Linked DNA regions of Homo sapiens: region 2 is linked to region 1. Evidence: chromatin contacts called from ENCODE Hi-C data. All regions are on one chromosome and are shown on one strand. Each heading gives the region's core, a stretch centred on a gene start or an enhancer-like site at or near the end of the contact. The rest is flanking DNA. Distances are from core to core; before and after follow the strand shown.

What was found. Hi-C counts contacts between places; a loop is a spot of excess contacts on that map. Pooled maps may share reads with other maps.
Region 2: a pooled map shows a loop between it and region 1 (8-fold over the local background). The contact joins the promoter of GDAP2 here to the promoter of LRIF1 in region 1. A Hi-C loop is called at or near these places in 6 of 50 pooled maps.

Annotation. Positions count from the first base shown.
Region 1 is chr1:110,958,838-110,966,471 of GRCh38, forward strand. It overlaps LRIF1 (ligand dependent nuclear receptor interacting factor 1), which reads right to left and starts at 5,085. Exons shown (of 4, transcript NM_018372.4): 1 at 4,784-5,085. The coding sequence starts at 4,851. RefSeq lists enhancers at 4,673-5,209, 4,744-4,953.
Region 2 is chr1:117,925,068-117,932,701 of GRCh38, forward strand. It overlaps GDAP2 (ganglioside induced differentiation associated protein 2), which reads right to left and starts at 4,554. Exons shown (of 14, transcript NM_017686.4): 1 at 4,381-4,554. WDR3 (WD repeat domain 3) reads left to right here and starts at 4,672. Exons shown (of 27, transcript NM_006784.3): 1 at 4,672-4,715. RefSeq lists enhancers at 4,479-4,773, 4,655-4,824.

The DNA of each region.
Region 1 (7,634 bases), core at 3,835-6,334:
GAATCCTACAAGGTATAATTTTTTTAAAAATCCATGATTTCTTGGCAACAAAATGTAATGAGTTCTAAAAATTAATCTGCAGAATGCTAAGAAGTAATAACTCAGGATGAAATTCGTACTCCTTCTATCAATATACAGTTTTTCATATCTAGAAGGAGCCTTCCATTGAAGAGATTAAATAATTAAAGTCCTACAAAGATTCTGTTTTCTGAAAGATCATATTCTGCGGGCTAATGTCAGAACTAAAACTAGAACCAGATTCTGCATCCCATTTTCTAGTCTGGTCACCTAATTACTTTAAAGTAATTACTTTAAACCAGCTGGTGTTCAAACTGAGAAACTACATTTGAAAAATAATACAGTTTAACAGTTTAAAAGAGAAAAGAGGAACATATTAGAAAGATTACAGGCTACTAATTCTGGTTCTTATAATTACAAGTTGACTAGAAAATGTACTTATCCTCTTTGAATCTGTTTCTTCATTTGTTAAATAGGGGAAAATAAAGCTTACTAGGAGAAGTAAATGAAATAACTGCCTGGGAGCATAACAGTTATCATCTTCCATTAAAATATGCAATTGGTCTCTGAGAATAAGGTAAGATAAGGTCTTTTAAAAATGTAATGAGAAATATGGCCGGGTGCAGTGGCTCATGCTTGTAATCCCAGCACCTTGGGAGGCTGAGGTGGGCGGATCATGAGGTCAAGAGATCGAGACCATCCTGGCCAACATGGTGAAACCCCGTCTCTACTAAAAATACAAAAATTAGCCGGGCGTGGTGGCACACGCCTGTAGTCCCAGCTACTTGGGAGGCTGAGGCAGGAGAATCACTTGAACCCAGGAGGTCGAGGTTGCAGCGAGCCACTGCACTCCACCTGGCGACAGAGCGAGACTCCATCTCAAAAAAAAAAAAAAAAAAAAAAGAATGAGAAATTTAATAAAAAGGCACATTAAACATATTGGTAATGTTATATAACTTCTGACATTTTTTACTATTCTAATATTGATATGAGGCATTCATATATTAGAAATAGACTAATAAAAATGTTGAAGGCTGATGAACATTTTATAGATATTTTTGCAAAATATATTTTTTTCAACTGCTAGGAAATCCTTTTCTTACTATCTATGACATAACATTATATACATATAGAACATAATATATCTAAGTACATAACATAGTTATCTATCCAATAATATGTACCATGTATTGCGTACATGATAGATATACCAGTTGTTACTAACTCTAATCCTAATAAACAGTCAAGAAAGTTATGAACTGCCATTCCCATTTTATACTTGAGAAAATGGAGATTTGGAAACATTTAATAACTTACTTAGAATTACACACTCCCCTTGAGAAAGCTTATCTACTTTCTATATTTACTTTAGCATAACCCCATTATAACAGGGTCCAAAAAATTCAAATGTATAAACTAAGAGATTAATGACAGATTTCATTTAGACTCTATAGTATGTGTGTCTGTCTCTCCCTCACACACACACAGACACACTCAAATCACAAAATAAAACACTGTACACAACAAAATGCATACTGAACTGACAATGAAGCATCATCATTCCAGTCAAACCAAACCCCCTGCTGAGAACACTTAAGTTTAGCTCCCCATTTGAATACAAATGGTTATGGGAAGATAGCTGCCAATGGCCAATCACATGATGTCTTAATTCTTATTATTGTAGGATATATAATCACAGGCTTTCATTATAGTACCTCTAAGGTGATGCTTCCCAAATCTCTAGTCTCAGCTCTGACTCAGCCTGAGTTTCATATTCAAATATCTGACTGCTTTCTTGATGTGTTCCTCATCTCAGTTAATTTACCAATATCCACCCAGAAAACTGGCATCATAATTGATCCCCCTTTCTTCCTGCCAATTCATTAACGAAGTCGGTCTATTTTCCCTTCTATATTTCTTTGAATCCAACCCCTACTGTACTGTACCAGCTAGTTCAGGCCCTCAGAATTTCTGAAAAGACAACTGAAATAGGATCCTTATATGTAGATCACTCACCCTCAAATCCAGACTGCCAACGTTATCTAAAATGTACACCTGTGTCAGTCTTTTTCTTAAAATACTCTGACCTATTTCCAATAGATGAAGTCTAATCTCCTTAGCAGGGCAAACAGAACCCTTAAGAGCTATCTATCTATCCTACTTGTACAGAATCAAGCAACAAGTATCAATCATAAACCATACACGTCCTTTATTTACCAGTTCTCTGCATAAGCATATCCTGCTTTTATCTTTAACTGGATAGCTGATACTTATGTTTCCCAACTCAGCTGTTCTTGGAATCTTTCTTCCAACTCCCTTTCTCTACTCTCTTCCTTTACTACATCAACTCTACTTTCCTCCTCCTCCACCATGACTGTAAGGTTTTCCCTGGCAACAGCCCATATCCTATTATTAATCAGTCTTCCCATTTAGCACAGTCTATCACATAGATAGTAGGCACTAAATGAATGTTTTTTCATCAAATGTTTAAACTGTATTGATAGTAAGTGGTAAGCTAGGATATGAACCCAAGTCTCTATGACTTAAAAGGTTCTTTCCACTATAGCGTTCTGACTCCTGCTTTATTCTTCGACAATAAAACCCAAATCAATATAAATTAAATGCATACCATCACAAATATCTTCCAGATTTTTCCTTTGTACTCTAAGATTAAATTTGGGTTTTACATGTGATGTTCTGATGAATTAAGAGATACTTCAAACAATATACAACAATATACAATTCTGTATTATGCTACTGAAAAATTTTAAATAAGCAGTAACAGGAAATATTTAAGCTACAAACAATAAGAAAATCATAGTCATTTAAGTTATAAAAATAAATGATTTAGTACCATCAAACATGTTACCAGAAAAATAAGAAAACTAAGTTTCCAATAAACTACAAGGGCCGTTAATATTATTTACAAAATTATATTTGGATGTTTTATTACTTACAGAACAGAATGGAATCAAATACGCAACCATTAACCAAAGTAAATGTCGAAGCTTCAGAAAGTCATCTGGTAAATGTCCCAAATATATGATGTAAAACCTCAATGATTTAAATAAATACATTCAAAAATAATAAAAACAATGCATAAATCAATGAGTTAATGAACTCAAAATGACTTATGAATGTAATTTGTAATTTAAAAATCTCCAAATCCCCAAAAGGATTAGAAACTGGATAACAGAGTTAAGGGTACACACACACACACACACACACACACACACACACAAAGTAAAGTTGTTTATCTTACTTTTTGTATTTAAAAATGCAATCCTAAAACAAATTTTCTATAAATTAAGCTAAGTCAGAAGTCAGTAAGTATTCAGGTACTAAAATAAGGCTGCAGAAATTAATCATTTAAAAAGTAATTCTACTTTCTCATATGTACACAGGGCACTCTCTGCCCCTTCCCCCAAACTTCCACCACAAAATTAAAAAAAAGAAAAAAGAAAAAAACACACAAGTACACCAAAAAATGGCTCTTTTTATGATTTGAAATACAATGGTTCTATCTTGACAGTTCAACAGAATTTTGGCTCATTACTATTAGTGACCATTTCCTTTTATAATATTGCTTTTAAGGACTCACCATTACTTACGGTCTTTATTGCAATGGAGTTTTCTACTTGCAATTAAAGAAAACTACCTGCTGGGCTAAAATCTGTACAGAATTAAAGTTGTATGCTTATAATAGTAATAGTTAACATTTAAATTGTGCTTTACTATTTTCCTACACGACGTATTTTACATTATTTCATTCTCCTAATCTTTAAAATATTTCTAAGTGCTATTATTTACAGACTGGAAACAGGTACCTGGCCTCACAAATGCTAACTAGCAAAGTTGAGATTAACCCCAGGTAGCTTGATTTTCTTCAAACGAAAATCCTCTTCCATGAGTTTTGCATCTTAGTTCTTCATTTTCTTATTAGAGTCTGCAGACCCTATTTTTTCCTCATCACTTAATCTACTAACCATGTGAGAGTACAAGTGAAAATATTCTGCTTTAGCTAACATTGTTTCCAATTCATTTCCTTGTAATACAATTTAAAAAAAAAAACCCAAAAACTAAGTTACTGATCATCTATTTTCTAACTTTACAAGAATATCTTCCTTAGAAATACTGGACTCTCCTCATGCCAAATATAAATAGCCAATGAAATGGCACTTCATTACACCCTACTTCAAAAAGGCTGTTCAAAAGGACTGACTTTACACGAGGATTTCTCCAGTCTTACTTCTCTCTCTTCACATAAAACTATTACTTGAAATTTTAAATATTCGATCTCCTCATTCTAAAGCCCTTTTTCTTCAATCACACACCCTTTCTGTCTCACTATTAAAATCTATTTTCACTGAAGGTCCAGCGCCACCAGGGCTGCACTTGCTAATCCGTGCTGACTGCTGCGTTTCTGCGTGTGCGTGAGAATCTTCCAGAAGGTTTGAGTCACATAAGAGCGTCGGCCATCTTGGTTTTCATCTCCCGTGGAGATCTACTCGGTCCGCCTATTAAACTTGAGACGCTGGGGTCCCGCGGAGCCGCTGTGTCAGGCTCTAAAGAGGTTTTACATTTCCCAGAGGAAAGCGCTCTATGGGCTTTAAGCGCCGCGGAGACAAGCGCTTCCCGCCTGGGTGGCGCACTCTGCGGGCTCCAACTCCTCTCAACTACACAGCGTCCGGAAACGACGGCCGACTCCACATCCCTAAGACGGACAGAGGGGCAGCCGTGGGGAGGATTCGAAACCGGTACTTACCAACGCGAGGCGTTGCCTGAATTTTCCTCTGCGGGTTTCAGGAAGACCCTCCGTAGGTTATTTGACATTTTAGTGGGGAGAAAGGGGACACCTCATCCAGAAAAGTGGGAAGCGTGGGGCCGAGTTTCCCAATGGGGCGAGAACCAGAGCGAGGGAATGTTGGGCTGGAGTTGCCCACAGCAACTGTGAGGGGTTCGACCTTAACGGAGGGCGACAGCGGGCTCTCGAGAGGGTGTATCCCCAGGCTTCGGGACGAGGTCGCGCACCGCGCAGAAACCGGAAGGCTCCTGGCGGTGGACTGCGCCCTCACAGCCCTACGCTGAGAGAGAATCGGCGTGAGTCTCCGCCCTCAGAGCCTACGACAACTCTCCAGACTCCGCCGGAGCAGGCGCAGGGGGCGTGGCCTTGGTGGCACCACCCCCAACAGAGCCTGGTCAGTGCTGAAGACTGCGTCAGTCTGGCTCTGCCGCCCCGCCCACTGAAGCCGATAGCTGGAGCAAAGCTCGGTCGGGCGTCTTCCGGGGTCGTCACGTCCGGTTGCCAAGGTGACTGGCTCGCTAAAGCCCAACCCTTATGATGCAATCCAATGGCAAGTGATATTTGCTATCTTTTCTTCCGGATCAAGGAACAAATCGCAAAAGAAAGCTCTCCCGACACCTACGCAAAATAAAATGTTTCCGGGGTCAATCATAAATTTTCTGCTTCTGTGCTCGCCGCTAGCGTACGTTTTTCTCTCCCGTCAGTGCATTAAAAGACATCGGCGCGCTTTTTTGGAGTCATGCACTTCTGGCCTGAGAAAACTTAAAACGCCTGCCTGTGGCCAGCGATTATTGTTGCTGCTTCTCTGAAGGTTTCCCATTTACTCCTCTTTCCTGAAGCTTTGCCTCTAGACTTACTTAACTCTTTCCTCCAGCCTACGTTCATCGAAACTATCACTTATTGTCATATAGACCTTTATTTCTGAAGGGAGATCTGGGAGTTGCATCAGAACATCCATTGTATTCATTAAATCATTTATTCAGCTGTCCATTGCAGTTGATGCTCTTTATCTCACACTATTTGAGAATTTTTCCTCGCAGCACTATTAATTAGTCCCTCATCTTGACGCCATTGGCAATATACTTTCCTGGTTTTGCTCCTACCTTTTTGTCTACACCTTCTCAATCTCTTTTGAAGATATCTCCCTTTTCAAGGGAGTTCCTTTCAGCTTGATCACTGATTCTCTTATGTTTTCAAACTGTCTTGTCTCGATTCGTGGTTTTATTCATGCTCCTGGATTGAATTACCACCTCCACCCATTATTTTACCACCAAACACATGTATGTCCTTGGCACTGATTTAAGTGTTTTACAAAATTAATTTACTCCTAACAGCTAATAAAATAATTATTATATGCAGATGAAGTAACTGATGCTCAGAGAGGGTGAACAAATTTTTAGAGGTCATAGAGCTTGTGAGTGATGGAGCCAGGCTCCAAATCCAGGTTGTCTGGCTAAACACACCATGTACTACTGCATTATGCTGCCGTGTGACTCATAAATTTATGTTCCCAGTTCTGATTTCTCTGAGATCTATACCTGGATGTTCAAGTGAATTGTTGAGATATCCTTTTTGCTATTTTAAAAGCCCCTTCAAATGAAACATGTTCAAAACCACACTTATGACTTGCTTCTCTTCCCCCCACTACACGTTTTCTTTTATCAGTGCTATCTCAGAAAGAAAGAAAGAAATAACTTCCTTCCATTAAAGTTGCCTAAATCCCAGTGTCATCCTTAACACTTTCCTTTTTTTATTCCAAAATATACAATTCACCAACTTTTGCAGATTTTATCTTCTAAATATCTTACAAGTCTGCTTTATATTTCTATTACTACTACTGTAGAGCAAGCTTACTTGGTCTAGTAAAGCTTTAACGGATACCCTCATATCCACTCCTTTTTTATTTATTTATTTTTTTAGAGGGAGTCTCACTCTGTCACCCAGGCTGGAGTGCAGTGGGCAATCTCAGCTCACTGCAAGCTCCGCCTCCTGGGTTCACGCCATTCTCCTGCCTCAGCCTCCTGAGTAGCTGGGACTACAGGCGCCCGCCACCACACCCAGCTAATTTTTTGTATTTTAATTAGAGATGGGGTTTCACTGTGTTAGCCAGGATGGACTCGATCTCCTGACCTCCTGATCTCCCCGCCTCAGCCTCCCAAAGTGATGGGATTACAGGCGTGAGCCTCATATCCACTCTTGTATTCCTGTAAATGCTGCAGCCAGAGATACCATATGGAAACACAAATCTGATGGTGTCATCTCACTGCATTAAAAAAAAAAATCAGTTTCCCCATTGCTCTTATGATAAGGATCAAAATCCTTGATTCTTTTCCTTTTTTTCTTTTTCTTTTTTCTTTTCTTTTTTTCTTTTTCTTTTTTAGACAGGGTCTCACTCTGTCACCCCAGACTGGAGTACAGTGGCGTGATTTCAGCTCACTGCAATCTCCATCTCCTGGATTCAAGCGATTCTCGTGCCTCAGTCTCCCGAGTAGCTGGGATTACAGGTGCGCACTACCACGCCTGGCTCATTTTTTGTATTTTTAATAGAGACAGGGTTTCACCATGTTGGCTAGGCTGGTGTCTAACTCCTGACCGCAAATGATCTGTCTGCCTTGGCCTCCAAACGTGCTGGGATTACAGGCATGAGCTACTGTGCCCAGCCAAAATCCTTGATTCTAATCAAGATGTTGAACTAGTACAGACGGCTGACACCTGGAGAAATAAAAAAAAAAAAAGGAAGTTTAGATTTTTAGGAATTAACAGCAACAACCACCACACACACACACACACACACACACACACACACACACAC
Region 2 (7,634 bases), core at 3,304-5,803, 7.0 Mb after region 1:
AACTTGAATGCCAACTTTCAGGACAAAATTGCTTTTTTAAGATAACTTTTCTTTCTGACTCTAAGTAATACATGCTTACAGAACATTTGAAAAATACCAAATCGGTTGGACGCAGTGGCTCACACCTGTAATCCCAGCAGTTTGGGAGGCTGAGGCGGGGAGATCACTTGAGCCCAGGAGTTCAAGACCAGCTTGGGCAACATAGTGAGACCCCATTTCTACAAGAATACAAAAAACTAGCCAGGTGTGGTGGCATGCATCTGTAGTCCCAGCTACTCAGGTGGCTGAGGTAGGAGGATTGCTTGAGCCCAGGAGGCAGAGATTGCAGTGAGCTGAGATCACACCACTGCACTCCAGCACGGTGACAGAGCAAAACCCTATCTCAAAAAAGAAACAAAACAAAAAGAAGGAAAAGAAACCAAAATTAAGGGGGAGGAAAAAATTCCTCAACTTTTGATGTAGTTACTACCTTTTTCTGTGATAGGTAAAATCATACTGGTACAATTTTGAATCCAGTTTCTTTAGTATTTTAAGGTAAATATTTCCACACACAATTACACAGTGAGGCAGAGACAGTATGGTTCGATGTGAGAATTTGGACTCTGTTATCATAGGGTCTGAGTTTGGATCCAGGACCATCATCTAATAGTTTTGTTATCTTTGACTCTGAACCAGTTTTTTAATTTCTAAAATAAGGGTAATTCTCCTAAGATTATTGTGAGCATTCAATGAGATAACTGGTGTCAAAACTGCATAGGAGAACAATTACCTTAACTTCCCTCCAACTCAAAATCATTCACTGTTTCCAACTTCCAAGTGACGATTTGAGGGTATATTCCACACGTTTAAGCCCACCAAATCACTTTAATTTAATCAATTTCCTTCATTTGACCATTTCTCCTCTTAAGAGAGTGTTACAACATAAATTCTCCTTTTACAATTACATCTTGGCTTTTTCCTTCCTCTCAATCCTCCTGTTCTCAAAAAGGTTTTCCTCCTTTATTTCTTCTACTTCATTTCTTCTTCAGAATACTAAACTCCTTTTTACCACTTGACTTTTTAAGAGTAATTTGTTTTGTAGCTCTACTTCCTCTTCGTACATTTGCCCAACCTACTGCAGTTTTGCTTCCGCTCTACAGCTATACGAAAACTACTCTATTCAACAATAACTTCCCAAATGTCAAATCCAAGAATTAATCCAATTTTATCCACATTTATTACTGATCATTTCCTCCTCAAAACTCTATTATCTTCTTTGACATTATACCCTGGTGGTTCTCCTATATCCCTGATCATACCTGGTCAGTAGAGTTTGTTGGATCCTTTTCCTAGCTTTTAAGTAATTGTGACCCACAAGATATTGGATGTTAAATAAGTAAAAGTAATGCTCATAGCTCTTATTGTAGGACAAAATTTAATGGCATTTTATGAAGTGTCACAGTATTTAACAGAGGTTGAATTCTTTTTCAACTCCATCTCTAAACAGAATTGATGTTTCTCACCAAAAAGAGGTTTGAATCTCTCCTTCCCCTAAACACATATACACCTTAGTAATACATACAGTAAATGGAGCCACAAACCCAAGCTAGGCAGAAAAACCTGATCCCTGAGAGAACAGTGGTTTTTAACATTCTCAAGGTCACAGGCCCCTTTGAGAATCACATGAAAGATACAGATCCTTTCACTCCCCAGAATATTTGTATATGAGCTCATACAAGTAGATTTGTAAATAAATTTGAATTAGAATCTCAGTGATAGAATGCAAACAGATTGCTTAAGTGACAAAGGGAGGAGGAGAAGGCTCCTACACCCAGTAATCTATAGCCACAGCCAGAATTTTTGCTAACATTAAAGGAGAGCAAGACTGTCCACTGAAAATCAGTTGATCAGCTCTGTACTTTTAATAAGTTCATAAACAAACACTAAGCCCTAGTTAAAAAAAAAAAGGCTCTTGAAGCAAGACATTAATTTCCAAGGATCAAAAAGTCTACATGGGACAAACAGAAGATTCCATAATGAATCAAATCTATTTCCATATCCATATGATCTTCAGTACTTTAGTGAAGAGGACCTAAAGACAAAGATAACCCACTATGTATCTTTTATAATTCAAATGGTGCAGTGTAAACAGCTCTCATTACACTGTAACTTGTTTTTTTTTTCCTCAAATCCTGTCATCTTTTAGTTTAAGAAGTCCTTTAAATACTGCTTAATATGAATAATTGGATTGGCTAGAGAGATCAGATTTTATTGTTCAAAACTGGGCAAAATTGGGCATAATACCTTGGATCACCATCTCAAAAAAAACTTTTTTTCTGGATAGAAAGAAAATGATATCATTTAAGAGAGAAAAATGGTAACTTTTAACCTGTTTACCTGTCTTTCAAAATGCTTACATTGATCAGACCAGCCTGGATAACAACAGTACAAAGAGAGCTGGTGCATGCACTTGACCGCCATTAATTACCGGGTTTACCATTCTTTATGACTTTGTATTTCAATATTTAACAGTTCAGAGTACATGAGGATATGTGTGCATACCATACTTAAGAATCATTTTATGCCACCATCCAACACCATACTTAAGAATCATTTTATGCCATCAGAAAGACATTTTTTAAAAAAGATTTTCAGATTGGAAGACTAACTGAAGTAGTCAAATATGTCAACAATAAATACAGTATAACAAGAACATTCCTAAGCTTGTCAATGGCTTGGGTCAAATTTAACATCATAATTCAAAAGCACCCAAAGAACATATCCTAACAGTAAATTAGTAGTACCCCTTCATATTAAATGAACTGCACTATGTTTTAATTGTAAATATTGATATATTAGGCATTTTGAAACTTAAATAAGGAAGTAGAGTTACATCCTTGAAACATTGTATAAGGAATTTTGTAAGATGCATTACCTTACCACTCACAGTTGCTCTGATACCAACTCTTATTAAAATCATTTTTTTCCATCTGTGGTTGTCCCATCCCATAATATTTAATAATATTAAGATAGTTTTTTAAGAAAAGGTAAAATCATGACTCATTCAAATATAAAACCAAACCCGTGTTCAAGATTTTATTTAACTCAAAATGGAACCAGGCAGAGAAGATAAAGAAAATCCCAGAATTAGACACCTTAGAGCAGGAATATTGAAATAAATGTGCAAAAGGAGGCAAAACTTCCACTGAATCTCTGAGAGAATTCGCATGTCTTGACAATAATTATTTAGCATTGATGTCACTTACCTAGTTTACGTAACTGAAAAATAGCTTTTTTAGAATTAGTTATTCCAAGGGGTGTTAAGATAGAATCTAAACTATGTAGTTTTCCATTGAAGCACACACTTCTCCCCATAATAATATAATGCACAGCACCTGTCAGGGATATTAACCATACATACCCACTCAAATGCTCCCTTTCCCACCAAGCTTATTAAAATAATAGTTTGTGGCCACAATTTCTTCCCTTCTCATTTATCCAATACACAGCAATCTTGTTTCAAAACTCCTATGCTGCTACAGCTGTCCACAGTCTCATCATACGCATTCTTTGCTATTGCAATTTTCTTGAATATGGAAGATTAGCTGAACATGCATTAAGCTCAGGAAACTCTAAAGAAAATCAGATAATGTAGACAAAAGTCTAATTTCTAGGCTGGCTGCAGATACCTTGTTCAAGAAGCGCCGGCAGGATCTTCTTTTGTACAGCTATGTTAGCTTTAATTTTGCACAGCTCTAGACATCAGAACTCATTTCTAAACACTTCTATGCAGCTCAAGAATAAAAGTAGCAGAAATGCAAGAGAGAAAAGCTAATTCCCACTTGGTGAAAGAGCACTTAAGTCTCAGTGAGCAAACAAGGAGGAGTCAGCCTTGGTCACTTCCCCCTCAAGCGGCCAGAGAGCGGAAACACAAAGCCAGGCCAGTGTCACTCCAGGGATTGCGGGAACCTAGACAACGCACCATCCTGGGCTCAGCGTCTACCCACCCCTCACCCGAGGTGCTCTCGGTTCCGTAGAATGTCCAGTCCACAGGAACGGCAACACGGACTTGTCTTTGGGACTACAACCAGCAAGAGCTCCCGCCTGCCCCATTTCACCTGCACCCTAGGGCGCCCGCCTCCTTGGCTACAGCACCACTGTTCCTAGTGCCCGCCGACTGCCCACCCTTTCACTTCTCGTAGAGACGGCGTCCCCGACAACGCCTCGGGAAAGAACCTAACCAACATGCGAGGAAGTGGCGCCAGGCTCGTTCTTCAAGAGAAGTGACAGAACTAACCCTCAGCCTGCAATCCTGACCAGGGCCGAGTCCCGAGCGCCTCGGACCGCGCCCCCGGCCCTCTCCGCCCCGCCTTCCCTCCCGGCCTCAGTCCCTCCTCTCACAGCACTCTGGTGGTCCCATCCGGGCGGCGGGCGGCACGGATCAGGCTCCTGGTAGAAGGCGGCCGAGCGACATCTCCGGCGACCCTCAGCAGGAGCGCGCCGAGTACGGCGAGTCAAAGTCCCAGGAGACTGGAGTGACCAGCTGCAAATGCTCTGGGCTGCGAAACACCGGCTTCCGCTCCTGGCCAGAGCTCACCAATCAGCGCCCGGCTTTCTCCGTCATTTCCTCCTAGAAGGCAAAGGGAACCTCTGGCGGAAGAGGCTTCCGGAACGGACCCGGAAGGGGCAGGTCTTGTGGGCGGGTCCAATCGGCTGGGAGCCTCGTGGAGGCTGAGGTGAGTCCTGGAGGTGCGTGGTTGGGGCGGAGAGCATTATCTGCGGCTCCGATTTTGCAGATTCTGGCTGAGGCGTTCGTGATGTCAGCAGCAGCCGAGACGGGCGTGTTAAAGGCCGGTTGCTAGGGCTGGGGGAACTCAGGTAACTACGGGCGTCCCCACAGCAGTACTTGGAAGCCCCTCAGCTACTCGGCGCGGTTGCGGGTGCTGAGCAGAGCTGCCTGACCGTGCGTGTGCACGGGCTGGCCTGAGGATGATATGACCGTGTGTTCGGTGTGTGGAACCCTCCGTCACCCTCCCCTGACCGAAGACTCGTTTAGGAATGTGTGGCAGGTCTGTTGCCACGGTCCAGGCCTTCAGTGCATCTTGGAAACATCGTTTTGGGGGCTGTAGGTTAGGAAGCGGAGATCATGGGGTCTCGGAAGAAGGTTTGGTCGTGAACTGTCAGAAAGGAGGCGAAAGCTGTGCACGTGGAACAAAGTGAACAGTGCAAGTTGTATGGGAGGTAGTTTAAATATCGAGGCGATGAAAAAAGGCTGCTAGAATTGGGCTTACTCGAAAGGAAGTGGGCCTCAGAAGATAATATTAGTTAAAAGAAGTAGAGGAGAACATGGATGTTATTCTAAGTAAAACGAATAATATGAAGAATACAAGGTCGCGGGACGAGGAAGGAAACTAGCCAGCCTGACAGGAAGGTTTATTCGAGAAATACGGGGGTTAGATAGGATGAGTTTTTGGAAACTGGCAAACGATTTAGCCTTTTCAAGGCTTTAGGATAGGGAAAGCTCATTTGAAAAGATTAGTCGGTAGTATTATGACGTTTAAATGAAAAGAGTGAAAAACATGGAGGCGGAGGTGCTAGGTGGAAAATCAGTGCAGTAATCCAGTGATAAAGAGCTGGAACTGAAAGTGCTGGAGAGAAAGGGATCCTGTTTCAGAGTAACAGTCAGGTGGAATTGACTAAAGAGAAAGAGGCAAAGAGAAGCAGTTTAGCATAGTGGTTAAAAGCAGAAATTTTGGAGTTAGACTGGCTGGATTGGGATCTGGCTTTGGCAATTAGCTGCTAAATGACTTTGAGTTAGCAATTTGCCATCTCTGGGTCTGAGTTCCTTGTCTGTAAAATAGAGATAGGAAGAGTGACTTCCCTTGTGGTGTTATTGTGGAGAATTTGTTTATTTATTTTTAGAGACAGAGTCTCACTGTCACCCAGGCTGGAGTGCAGTGGCGTGATCATAGCTCACTGCAACCTCGAACTTCTGGACTCAAGTGATCTTTCTGCCTCAGCCTCCCCGAGTGCGTCACCATGCCTGGTTAATTTTTTAAAAAATGTTTTGTAGAGATAGGTTCTTGCTGTGTTGCCTATGTTGGTCTGAAACTCTTGACTCCTAGGCCTTGGCCTCCCAAAGTGCTGGCATTACAGGCATGAGCCACCATACCAGGTCCTTATGGATAATTTTTTTATGCTCATATTTACAATGTGCTAGAGGCTTTTCTAAGTGCTTTGCATATGTTAGCTCGGTTTCATTAATTGCTGTATGTAATTAAACAATTGCATAATGTTATCAGTTACTATAGCGTAAGCACTCTCTAAATCTTGGCTGCTATAATAATATTTTTTTATTAATAATTCAAAGGTTATTAAATGGTTTTGAGCCTGAAGAGCTGGGAAAATTGTGTCTTAGTGTCAGAAGAAAAGAGAGGGGTACCAGAAGTAAGGTAGGCTTGGTTATAGACATGTTAAATGTGAAACTATAAGGTATTCAAGTGGAGATGTTCAGTAAATATTGGAAACTCTATAATTAGTATTCATGTAGGTGGAAAGGACTGGAAATAGACAGATGGGAGTCCCTGGACCTAGGCATGCTATATGAATTCTCCAAGGAAAACACTGTAGAAGGAGGTGGTAGATGGCCAAAGACAGACAAACATAAGGAACAACTACAGAGTCTGGAGGAATAAGAGGAATTGGGAAAGAATTAATCAAATGGCCTAGGCTAAGAGCATTATCACCATGTTAATATTATCTTTCCTTGATTTTAAATTGGCTTTATGTTGGTTCCTGTGAGAGAAGCAATGAGGCCAGTAAGTGATTATTACCAGAAAATATTATCAGAGAGTTGAGATTGAATTTTTTTTGTGTTAGACTAAAACAGCATTTGATAATTAGAAAGACCCTGTAGAGTTAAGCCAACCAACCAAAGAAACAAAAAACAATAGCAAAAAGAAACAGCTCCTCATAAAAGACTGTAACTTCTTTATTTTTGTGTGTTTTAAGTTGCATGGGTGTTTTTTGGGGATACTTTTTACTCTTCCATGTAAAGAACAGATGGGACTGATTTGTTATCTCCTTCATTCACCTCTTGTCCCTTTTATAAATAACCAGTGGATTATGGATTTTCAGTGAATTTAATAAAAGTGCAGAAATTATGGCATCTTTCCAAAAATAGTGTGCCAAGTTGCTCAACCATTTTCTATGCCAAGGGTAAGTGGCTGCTCTGATTTTGAAATGAAGGACAGACTTTCATGTACTAGTAGTTCTCAAAGTGTGGTCCAAGAACTGCAATAGCAGCATCACTTGGAAACTTGTTAGAAATGAAAAATTCTAGGCCCTACCTCAGACTTATGAAATCAGAAACAGGTGCTGGGAGAAGAGATGAGATGGTGTTTTCTAGCAATGTTTTCATAAGCCCTCCAGGTGATTTGGATGTATACTAGAGTTAGAGAACCACTGTACAAGAAGGTAAGTACCATGAGGTTAGGGATTTTGCCTTGTTAATAGTGTATTTCCAGTGTCTAGAATGGTGCCTGTCTAATTGGTAGGTTTTCAATAGATATTCATTGAAAAATATGTTCAGTCTCAGACTGCCAATCTCTGTGTAAAAGCTTTGATGCTGGTTTAATGGGCAGAAGTAAATCAGT